2 separate regions of the Homo sapiens genome follow, and region 1 is linked to region 2. Evidence: chromatin contacts called from ENCODE Hi-C or POLR2A ChIA-PET data. All regions are on one chromosome and are shown on one strand. The core of a region is the stretch at or near the end of the contact, and the rest is flanking DNA. Distances in the headings are between cores, read along the strand shown. Region 1 has its middle 170 kb from the start of TLE3. Region 2 has its middle 68 kb from the start of TLE3.

Evidence for each region. A loop is a pair of places that touch in the nucleus more often than their neighbours do. ChIA-PET counts read pairs that join two places held with the same protein, here RNA polymerase II (POLR2A). Pooled maps may share reads with other maps.
Region 1: a map of ascending aorta shows a loop between it and region 2 (2.1-fold over the local background). The contact joins two enhancer-like sites. A Hi-C loop is called at or near these places in 5 of 168 maps with a recorded cell type or tissue (ascending aorta, heart left ventricle, heart right ventricle and 1 more) and 8 of 50 pooled maps. POLR2A ChIA-PET finds 5 or more read pairs at or near these places in 1 of 52 experiments (A673).

The regions. Positions count from the first base shown.
Region 1 is chr15:70,268,898-70,273,906 of GRCh38, forward strand. No RefSeq gene overlaps it. Among named protein-coding and RNA genes, the nearest start is that of TLE3, 170 kb to the left of the region's middle. RefSeq lists enhancers at 83-132, 120-798, 2,533-2,827. Within about 2 kb of position 2,679, at least 15 of the 41 ENCODE cell types and tissues checked have a DNase peak (open chromatin) inside an H3K27ac peak, as active enhancers do; they include ascending aorta and heart right ventricle, where a contact is called at or near this core.
Region 2 is chr15:70,162,901-70,168,104 of GRCh38, forward strand. No RefSeq gene overlaps it. Among named protein-coding and RNA genes, the nearest start is that of TLE3, 68 kb to the left of the region's middle. Within about 2 kb of position 2,196, at least 16 of the 41 ENCODE cell types and tissues checked have a DNase peak (open chromatin) inside an H3K27ac peak, as active enhancers do; they include ascending aorta and heart right ventricle, where a contact is called at or near this core.

The DNA.
Region 1 (5,009 bases), core at 1,429-3,928, 110 kb after region 2:
GGCTAATGTGGAGGTCTTAATGAATATGAATCGCCTCCTTCTCCACGGAGCTGGCCCCATCAGATTCCTTCACACCTCGCCGAGCCCAGAAAGGTTACTCAGAATTAAATGTAAATCACATATTTACTGGTATGAATCAGATCATAGTGTCACTTTCTCACAACAGAGAATTTAATCACACTGCAGCCCCGAGGGCTTCTGCTCTCCTGGGGCCGTCCCCACCCCGTCGCCCTTGTGGGCCGCACCTGGGAAAGAAGCTGACTGCCCTCCCATGTCGGGGTGTGCATGGGGGTGTTCCCAGAGGCTGTGAAAGGACAGTGGCCACAGCGGGAGACCTGACGCTGGTGTTCCCAGTCCTTTGGTACCCAAGTCACGGCTGCCTTCTAATATCATGTCAATCTGAAGCTGTCACGATGGGCTAGGCAGTGCTTCACATGCTGTGGACACTTAATAACTGTTGAGTACAGGAACGTCTCTCCTAAAAGGCTGCTGGCAGTCACCTCTCCTTCCTAGGCTCACTTGTGTTTCAGAAGCCAAGGGGGAAAGGAGAGAGATGCATGAAAGGTTTCACCCATGTTGCTCTGTGTTCAGAGGCGGCGGAGTGGAAGGAGAACTGGCTTTGGAGCCAGGAGGCCCAGCTCAGAGCCTGGCTTTGCCACTAGCTCTGCCAAAGGACGGCGGGCAATTCACGGTAACGGCAGCTTCTTTGTCTATAAAGCAGAGACACGATGCAGGTCCCACCAGCTCCACTGACAAGTTGCATGTGGAAGCATTTGCCTGCAGTAAAGTGCTTTGCAAATGTCAGGAGCAATGACCATGAGCCCAGTACAAAGGTCACTGGACAATAAATAAAGGGGGCCAGATCTCAGCCTCTGATTCTCCTGCCTAATGGCTACATGGTCCTTAGGGTGAAGGACCATGCAGCCATTTGAAAACAGGCTCATGTCTTCCCTGTGCCCCCATCTCCAGGGCGTGCACTGTCTGCTCAGTATCTGTCTTGATTTGTCTTGGATGAGTGGGGGATGAGAATGAATGAATGACAGGCTGGAGAGCAGAGTGGTTAGGAGAGACAGACATGGGCCCAAACTGAAGTTCTGCCACTAACTGCATGCATGACCTGGAGTGAGTCAGCTCTCCTGCGCTTCAGGTTCACATTAGCAAACAGAAGTAATGAGGTCTTTTTTTGATGGAGAAAGGCTCAAATGAATGCCACAGAGACAGATCTCTGTACAGACTATAAGGTGCGGCACGCAGCTAGGGAGTTGTGCATGGCTCACTTCCCTCAGCCATGGCAGGATGCCAAGGACCTCTGCTTTCCTCAGGATGTCACAGTCCCTTCCCTTCCCAAGCCCATTTCTTTGGGGGCCAGTCTCCAGGCTAATGGCTGTGCATTTGGAGAGCTCTTTACAGTTTGCAAAGCATTGTGCACGGCAGGAGCATGCGGTGGACTTAGGAGGACACACTGTGGTGTTGGAGCTCCTTGGTGGCTTCCAGCTCTTCAGGTAGAAGCTTGCTGGGGATGTTGGTGCCCACTGGTAATCCACAAACTGAACGTGCTTCTCCAGCAGACATTGTCTCGGAGTGCCCTCCCCAGAGCTGAATGGCCTGGTTGGGCTTTCTTGACTGGAGAATTTCCTAACTGGGTAACTATTTTCCGGAAAACTGAGCCCACATTGTCTGCACAGGAAGCCAGTCTACATTGTGTGTGTCTCGTGTATGTGTGTGTGTGTATGTGTGTATGTGTGTGTGTGTGTTTAACCCAAAAAACAGATGTAATTTCTTCATGTATCAGGAAGCCTCCCTTTTCGCAAATGTTAAGGAACACAGCTCCCTTGGGCATAAAGTCAAGGAGGTTTCTTTTTATAGCAGTCTCAGTCGCAGCTCTGGCTTTGCTTATGAACTCGAGTTAGGGAAATTAGAATTAAAATTCCACCCCGACGAGAACACGGATTTGTCCTCCTGGGTCCTCCTACCCTCAGTGCCTCCACCGACACATATGAAGGCTCACAGAATGCCTTCTCCACCTACATGGCAGCGCCTACGTCAGTGACTCCTATCAAGGGTGGGCCCTACTGCAAAAGAGGTATGACAATGGGCACATGGCCATGGACTCCCCTAATCTTCTTGTGTACCCATTACAGAGAAGCAGTGGCCCATGACAATGGTGAAATGGCCTGTGAAAGGCTGAGCTCAGGTGCTAGCTTGGGGACCACCCCCTGTGGGACTGGAGGACTGTCTTTAGCATGTTGTCTATGCACCTAACCAACAGGCAATAAATGGTGCTGTCTTCCTACTGCTGGAATCCATGGGTCTGGGAAGCCAGGGCTGAACGTCCATTCCCTGTTGCCATCACTCCTAGTGACCCTCTAGCAGGATTTACACTTGCCACAAACCTTAGGCTCTGTGAGGTTAGGGGTCATGGTCCACAGACAGCCAATGTTTCTGTTGTGGGGCTAGTATTTCCTGCAGGTGACACTGTAAAGGTCCCACTGGATTTGAAGCTGTGACAGCTACCTGTCACTTTAGTTTTCTAGTGGACTAGCAGTGATGAAAGGAGTTACCATCCTGGCAGGATAATTCACCAGATTATTGTGAGGGCCAAGTCCTGTTGCTTTTCACAGCAGGGATTCTCTGCGAGTCTCTTGGTGTTCTTTTGCCTGATGAAAGGGACTTGTGAGTCAGCAATTGCAGCAACAACAGCTCAATAAGAACAGGACAAGCCAAGGGCTCAGACCTCTTCGGGATGAAGGTCTGAGTCATCCTGCTCAGTAAGCAGCACAGAGCAGACAAATTGCCGGTTGAGGGTGAGGGACATGGAGACTGGGGAATGGAGGGGAGATCTGATGAGTACCCATAAGGGCCTCAGGACAGGTGCAGGCACTGTGTCTTGTTTTATTAACCTCTTGCCTTAGGTCATCTCAGAGATCCCAAGGAAACTCTGTAGTCATTGGACTTGTACCCACTTCTTAGAGAAAGCAGGGACATTCAGTTCACACCAAACACAGAGGCCCCAGATTGTATGGGAGCTGGATGTGATGGAAGGGTAGATGCCTCTGTGGGTGGTACAGGGTGACACAGAGACACTTCTTACACCATCCTCAAAGCCTCTCAACCACCCATATCTCTGGGGTCTTAGACCTTTGCCCCTCACATTCCCCTGCAATGACCAACTTCATGTGACTCTGAACAACTGAATGTAGGTACAACCTCAAAGCAGTGCATCTCCTGTCTGTGCACACATCACTTCTGCTGTGGAGCTTTCCTCTTGCTGGTGACACTTGAAATGCAGCAAGACCCACTCAGCAGGCACACATGTGCAACCAGGAGACCTGGGGGAGTGAACACACCAGGGGCAATCCTTTGAGCCATAAGATACTGGAGCCCACGGGTAAATTCCTCTTCTCACCTCTTTCTGGATAGACTGTCTTAAGAAGTAGTTGCTACGTAGGGTCCTTTTTTTTCTTTTTTCTTTTTTTTATAGACAGAGTCTCGCTCTGTCACCTGGGCTGGAGTGCAATGGCATGATCTTGGCTCACTGCAACCTCTGCCTCCTGGGTTCAAGTGATTCTCATGCCTCAACCTCCTCAGTAGCTGGGATTACAGGCTCCGGCCACTATGCCTGGCTAATTTTTGTATTTTTAGTACAGACGGAGCTTTGCCATGTTGGCCAGGCTGGTCTTGAACTCCTGACCTCAAGTGATCTGCTCTTCTCAGCCTCCCAAAGTGCTGGGATTACAGGCATGTGCCACCGCACCTGGCCTACATAGCCTTTTGAGAGACCTTCTCATGACATCAAGCACTCAGTTGCTCTTGATGCCACTGGGTGGCTGAATTCTCCCGCATCCTTGCGTTGGCTTTTCCTGTCTCCAGTTTTGCCTATCGTTTCCCTCACTCCTGCGGCCCTCGCATCACACTGCTTAAAAGAGCAGTAGCACACAGGCCTTTACCTCAGGCCTTGCTTTGTAGAAAACTTTGGCTAAGACAAGATATTCAAGCCCCTTTAATCTTTGCCCCAAAGCAAGACAGTCAGTACCGTGATCCTCTCTCATTTTTGTCTTAGGAAAGTAAAGCGGAAAAAAGTTCAGTCCTTGATCCAGAACCAGATAACCAAGGCACAAAGACAGAGCTTGCGTCTGGCTCTGATTCCAAGCCTGGGGCTTGTTCCGGGGTGGGAGACTGCTGCCTCTGAGCAAGGTGGCATGTGAGAGGGTGCTGCAAAGGATGAGGGGAGGGGCTTAGGGGCTTACCCAGGAAGAGGGGAAGGGGGCAAAGGTTGGCTGGGGCAATGACACAGGGCCTGGTGAGTGTCATTGTGGCCAGAACAGGTTTCCTGGACAAGTAGTGGTAAGGTCAAGTCCCCAAGGTGGATTTTGAGTGCCTCTGAACAAAAGCATGGTGATGTTCAGAGGAAGTGAGTGATCCAAGCTTAAGGCTAAGAGGATGTCTCTAGAGCAGCCTCCTTTATTTCTTATCTCTTGGAGTCACAGAAGTCCCAGAGTGTGACACAGAGGAGACCTAGGCCCCATGCCTGCCAGAGTTTCCCATTCTACGCTCCTGGGAACTCTTGTGCTTCAAAGGACTTGATAAAATTGCCATGAAAAAAAAAGCCTCCTCTTAGAGGGTCTGCAGGTACTCTGTTATAGGAAAGGCCCAAAGCACACATGTTGGACAATAAATAAATAATGGTAACAAAACCCTGATTAACTTGAATCCAGCAAACTCATTAGACTCTGTACACTTTCAAAAAATTGCAACCTCCAATCCACCTCCTGGGTTCAAGCGATTCTCCTGCCTCAGCCTCCCAGCTAGCTGAGATTACAGCCGTGCGCCTCCATGCCCAGCTAATTTTTGTATTTTTAGTAGAGAGGGGGTTTTGCCATGTTGGCCAGGCTGGTCTCGAACTCCTGACCTCAAGTGATCTGCCCTCATCTGCCTCCCAAAGTGCTGAGATTACAGGCAGGAGCCACCCCACCTGGCCAAAAGCATTCTTTTCTGAATAACAAGTATTT
Region 2 (5,204 bases), core at 946-3,445:
GACAATAGGCTGTGAGTGAACCATGCAGGTTCATTCTCAGCACCCCCACCACCCCAGTCCTGCCAGCTCTGAGGTACAGCACTCCTCTATATGCTGGATTCGGAGCACTTGATGGGAGCACTGGAAACATCTAAGGAGGAAAAGGAAAAAGTGAAGCTGGTAATCAGCTGCTGAGGATGCTGGGAAAGTCTCTCCTCAGCTCCTCTCGGGGCTCAGGTTGCTGAGGAACCAGCCCCGGAGGTCAGGCCTGGCTCAATCTCTCCTTTCATTAATGCAGTTTCCACTGGCTGTTTCCACACTGGAGTTTTCATGCCAGGTTCTCTGCTTCCTCTGGGAGATAACAGGCAGTGTGGGAGAAATGGCTGTGGCTCTGGATTCAAATCGCAGCCCTGACACCTACTAAATGTATCTTCTTGGGCAAGTCACCTAGCCTCTTGGAGCCCTGGTTTTCTCATTTGTGACAAGGCATCCCTGGTGGCATTGTTGTGTCAATTAAAGCAGAGTGTTTACATTGTACCAGGCCCACACTGAGGGTTCAGCAAGTCTTAGGTTTTGTTTCCCCTGCCTGGTTCTTAGCCTCACTGAAAAAGGAAAAAGAGAGGCTTATCCTCACAGAGATTGAAGGAGAGTGGGTGCTGGGCGACCAAGAGCTAGGGACCCAGGAGAGAGAAAAATGCACACCCAAGAGATGGCAAAGGGGCCCCTTCTGATGACGAGCTAGGGGCTCTACTATCCTACTGGGGTCTGGCCCACCCTCGTTACTATGGGTTTCTGGTTGCAGGAGACCTTAGAGGGGCTGATCCTGCCCCCATCTTCCCCACCCACACACCAAGGAAGGCTGGTTGTGGATAACTGAAATCCCAGAGTCTGCTTCTGCCATGCTCTTGAGGCTGAGGAATGGGCTCAGACAGGTGGGATCCCTGTTACTACATCAGCACTAAGACAAAGGGACAAGCTCTGGACCAAGAATTAGGAGGCTGGCTCAGGGCTAGTTATTTTTCTGGGTCTTGGATTCCCCATCTGGGAAACATGGAACCAACAGTATCTATCTGCTTGGACTACCATGCAAGTCTGCACATGATCTAACTCCAAAGGAGTTGGTCACCCAGATGTTCCTTTTGGGGCTCCTGGGGGCTTCCGGTGCGCTCTTGCACTCGCGCGCTCTCTCTCTCTGTCTCTCTCCCTGAGGTGAAGACATAAGAGGCAGCAGATGGCCAGGACCTTTGCTGTGGTCCCAGGAGCCCTCACTGGGTAAATAACACTGACTCCCAGTAAGCCTGGAAATTTCCATTCTTTAGGGAGAACATTAGTGAGCATAGTGCCAGCCACTATTTTAGTCACTTTTAACCCAGGCTGCCTGGCTCCAAAGACCACACTCTCTTGCCCACTACATGGTATTGCCTCTTGTGAAGCACACACATAATATTCAGTATGTGGCTCTGGAGTGGGACTGTGTATCAGTTAGCTATTGCTGTATAACAAGTAAGTCTAAAAACTAAGTGGTTTATTTTTCACAATTCTATAGGTTGTCTGGGCAGTGCCTCTGCTGCTTTCTGCTGGGCTCATTCGCTCAGCTGCATTCAGCAGGAGGGTGGGCTGGAAGGGCTGCTGGACTGGGGAATCCACCGTGGCTTGATGCACATGTTTGATGCTGGAGTGCCTCAGTTCTCCTCCAAGTGTCCTCTCACCCTCCAATAAGATAGACAAGCAGCCTTGGGGCAGCATCCCAAGGGCAAGAGCAGAAGCTGTCAGGCCTTTGGGGCCCAGGCTGCTGAACTTGCTGGTACCTTTCCATCACATCCTGTTAGTCATGGTGAGTCCAGATTGACTGGACGAGGGAAACAGATCCCACCTCTTGATGGAAGGAACCTCAAAGACATTGTGGACATATTTAATTTGCCACAAGATGCCTGGGTTTAACTCTCAGTTTGGACACTTGCTAGTTGTAAACTTGAGCTTTTCACTTAACCTGTCTGAACCTCAATCTCCTTCTCTGCAAAATGGGGACAATCCTAATCCCCCTTGTCAAGTTTTATGACGACTAAGTGAGAAAAGGGCATGAAGTGCTTTGCCCAGTACCTGAGACATAAGCGCCCATTGTGATTATATTAATAGACCCTGCTCTTACTCGTCCATGACCTCAGGGCAGAAAAGGACTTTGAGGAATTCAGAGAGGCCTGGTGCCCTGGCCAGCTGACAGCAGAGCCTGACAATTAGCTAGGTCTCCCGACTCCCCGTCCAGTGTTCTTTCTGCCACACAAGCTGCCACTCTTAGACTGAGCACAAAAGACAAATCTTCCAGTCTGGGGATGGCAGATCGATTTTCTCACCCTTGCTGGCTGTGATTGATTGGTGGTGCTGCCCTGAGTTCTGCAGTGAGAAAAGCTGTGAGGTCTGGCCCCAGCTCAGTGGGAAGGAGGGCCAGGATCGATCGGTGATGTTTGCCCTGGGTGCAGTCGCGGGGCGGGGGCACACACGCAGTTTGCTTGCCATTCCTGCTCTGGTCTTAGCTCTGACCTCACCCCTGTGGCTGTACTAGGTGCTGGGTGAACAACGTGCTCCAGGCCTTTCATGTCACAGAAGAGGACGCAAGGTCCGGACTGGTCAGGAGATTGGCCTCATGGTCACACAGCAGGATGTTTCCTGGTCAGTGACTTTCCCATGTTTCCATTCTTCCCAGATCCCTGGGGAGTCTGGACAAGTGTGTGTCTGGCTCCTGTGGCCTGAGTTTCCAATTCCCAACTAAGAAAGGTAGAGATTCCAGGGCTTTCTGCTCTGGCTCAGGCCTCAGGCAGGGGGTCCTTAAAGCACCAGCATGGGGAAAAAGGCTTCTCGGCTCTTTGTTTGGATTCAGACAGGGCATTTTCAAGTTTCTTGAGATCACAGTGGAGGCCAGCCAATTCTATTTTCACTCGAGGCTCAATCATCTCTTTCCCTGGTCTTCTGCACACACGGGCTGGCGTGAACTCAGATGCGGCAGGCCCACAATTAGGAGAGAGGGAGGAGTAGTTACTCAGGCGCTCAGGGCCAGCAGGTTTGGAGCACCCTTTCCGAGGCAAAGACATGACACAAATCTTCCCACTGCCCAGCCAATTCCTCCTCGTGTATCTGCCTGGGGTGACACTCAGACAAGGTCTGCACTCAGGCCCAGCCATTAAGGAATTCATTAATCAGAATCCTGTTTACAGCTCTCTGGCAAGCGATCATAATTTACTGGCTCAAGCCAGACCCTGGGCCTTCCTGCAAACTGCTGTGACATTTGGTAAAAATATCAGCTGGGGACTGGGCCAGGCCGGGAGGTGTGTATGCAATTCATGCTGACTTGTGAAACAGAGGTGCTGTGTGGGTCACAGGCACTAGGGAAGGCTGGAGGACAGGCTGTCACTGGTTCCAGGTGTCACCTTGGACAAGTCACTTCCCTGTCATCTCACATCTGTATTGCAAGAGGTTTGGAGTAAGTCAGATGGCAAGTCTGTCAGCCCACAGACTCGCCCCTTGTGCTCTGCACAGGATCCACTAGCATGGGTTTTTTTTTTTTTTTTTAAATAAAACAATAGAAAATGGAATCCCTTGCCAACATTTACAAACTGCAAATTTCACTTGAAAATCTAGATTTCTGGTACATGGGGAGTGTACTCCTATCTGGCAATGAGAGCCTGAAGCTGAGTATTTCCCGACATCTCCAGATGGGTCTGTGGTCTCAGGTTTGCCAAGGTTAGCAACGATCCCTGCTACAAGGCATGGGCCCAGGGCCTCCATGTACGGCCGTGCAGGTTGCACACTATTGTGGAGCCAAAAGGGGGCTGAATCCCTACAATCTGCTGGCATGCCGTGGGCACTCGTGGCGTTTACATCTCCAGAGGAAGGGGTCTTTTTTATAATTCTCACAATGGCCTTGTTTGGGCCAGCCATGGTCCTGCCTGGGCCCACAGTTCTGTAGTTTGCATTCCACAGAGGGCCAGGGTGGGGCTTCCCTAGCGCCACAGGCAGGGACACTGGCAGGCCATGGGCTGGGAGGCCTTGGGGAAATCTCTACTCTTCTCTGGGCCATAGTTTCCTCACTTAAAAAACAAGGGCATGCGCTAGCTGATCTCAGGGGCAATTCTAGCTGTAGAATATAATTCACCGGAGGGGAAGAGGTCATGGCCGGGGCACACGAGTGGGGAGCTGGGCTGTGTGGCTCCGCTCTGGGGAGAAGGCTCCAAAGCCTAACAGGAGCCAGCAATAGGGGCACAGCACAGACTGGGCACAGCCCTCCTGCCCCCAGCCTCATCTTTCAGTGCTCTTCAAGGCAAACTCTGGCCATCGGTGCTGGAAAAATTTATAATCTGGCCTTTTCCAGAAAAAGTTTATTGACCCCTGCCCTAGACCCACCAGTGCCCATGAAATTGGAGTTCGGATCAACTCAGCCCATTTTTCATATTTTACAAATGAAGGAAATGAGGCACAGAGAAGTTAAGCAACTTGTCCAAGGTCACACAGCTAGTGAGAGACAGAGTTAGCATCTGAATCTAGTGAGTCTGACTCTGGAAAAGCACTTTTCCAAAGTAGTGAGATTTCAAAGAACAAACCAATGCCCAGAGCACAGGCTAGAAAATGGACAATGTACGGCCCCTGTATTGGGCATTTTATTCCAAGGCACTTTCCTCCCTGGAATATATATTTTAGTTGATCATCAGAAGAGGGTTTATACAGGAGAGGGTATGTGTAATTAATGCTTTTTGTTTTTGAAGCTTTGAAGTGGGGCCATGAGATAGTCTAGTCTATGAGGCTCATTTGGAAAGTGGCTATTTGCACATGGCAGCCAGGGAGAGAAGGGTTCACTAAGTGACTGTCTAGGGCAGGGGGAATATTTAACCTATTTAGGAGAATGAATGGGATACAAGCACTCCTGAACCTATGTTTGTAGTTGATCCACAGTGTAGGTCCTTATAGAATATTGTTTGTTTCATGTTGATTGATGAATGGGTTTTATTTCCTCTATAAAAAAAAAATAAAAGAAAAGCATTCCTTGTAACAGGTCCTAAGGAATACCACTTAGGCGAACTTACTTAAAATCTGATACACCTCATAATGTTAAATATTTCATGTAAAATACACTTGTTACACAACACCATGTAGCCATTTACTATTAACCAATTTTTTCAGAATACTTTTATTATTTAGGTAAAATAGGTTGATATAATGGATTGCTATCAGGATGT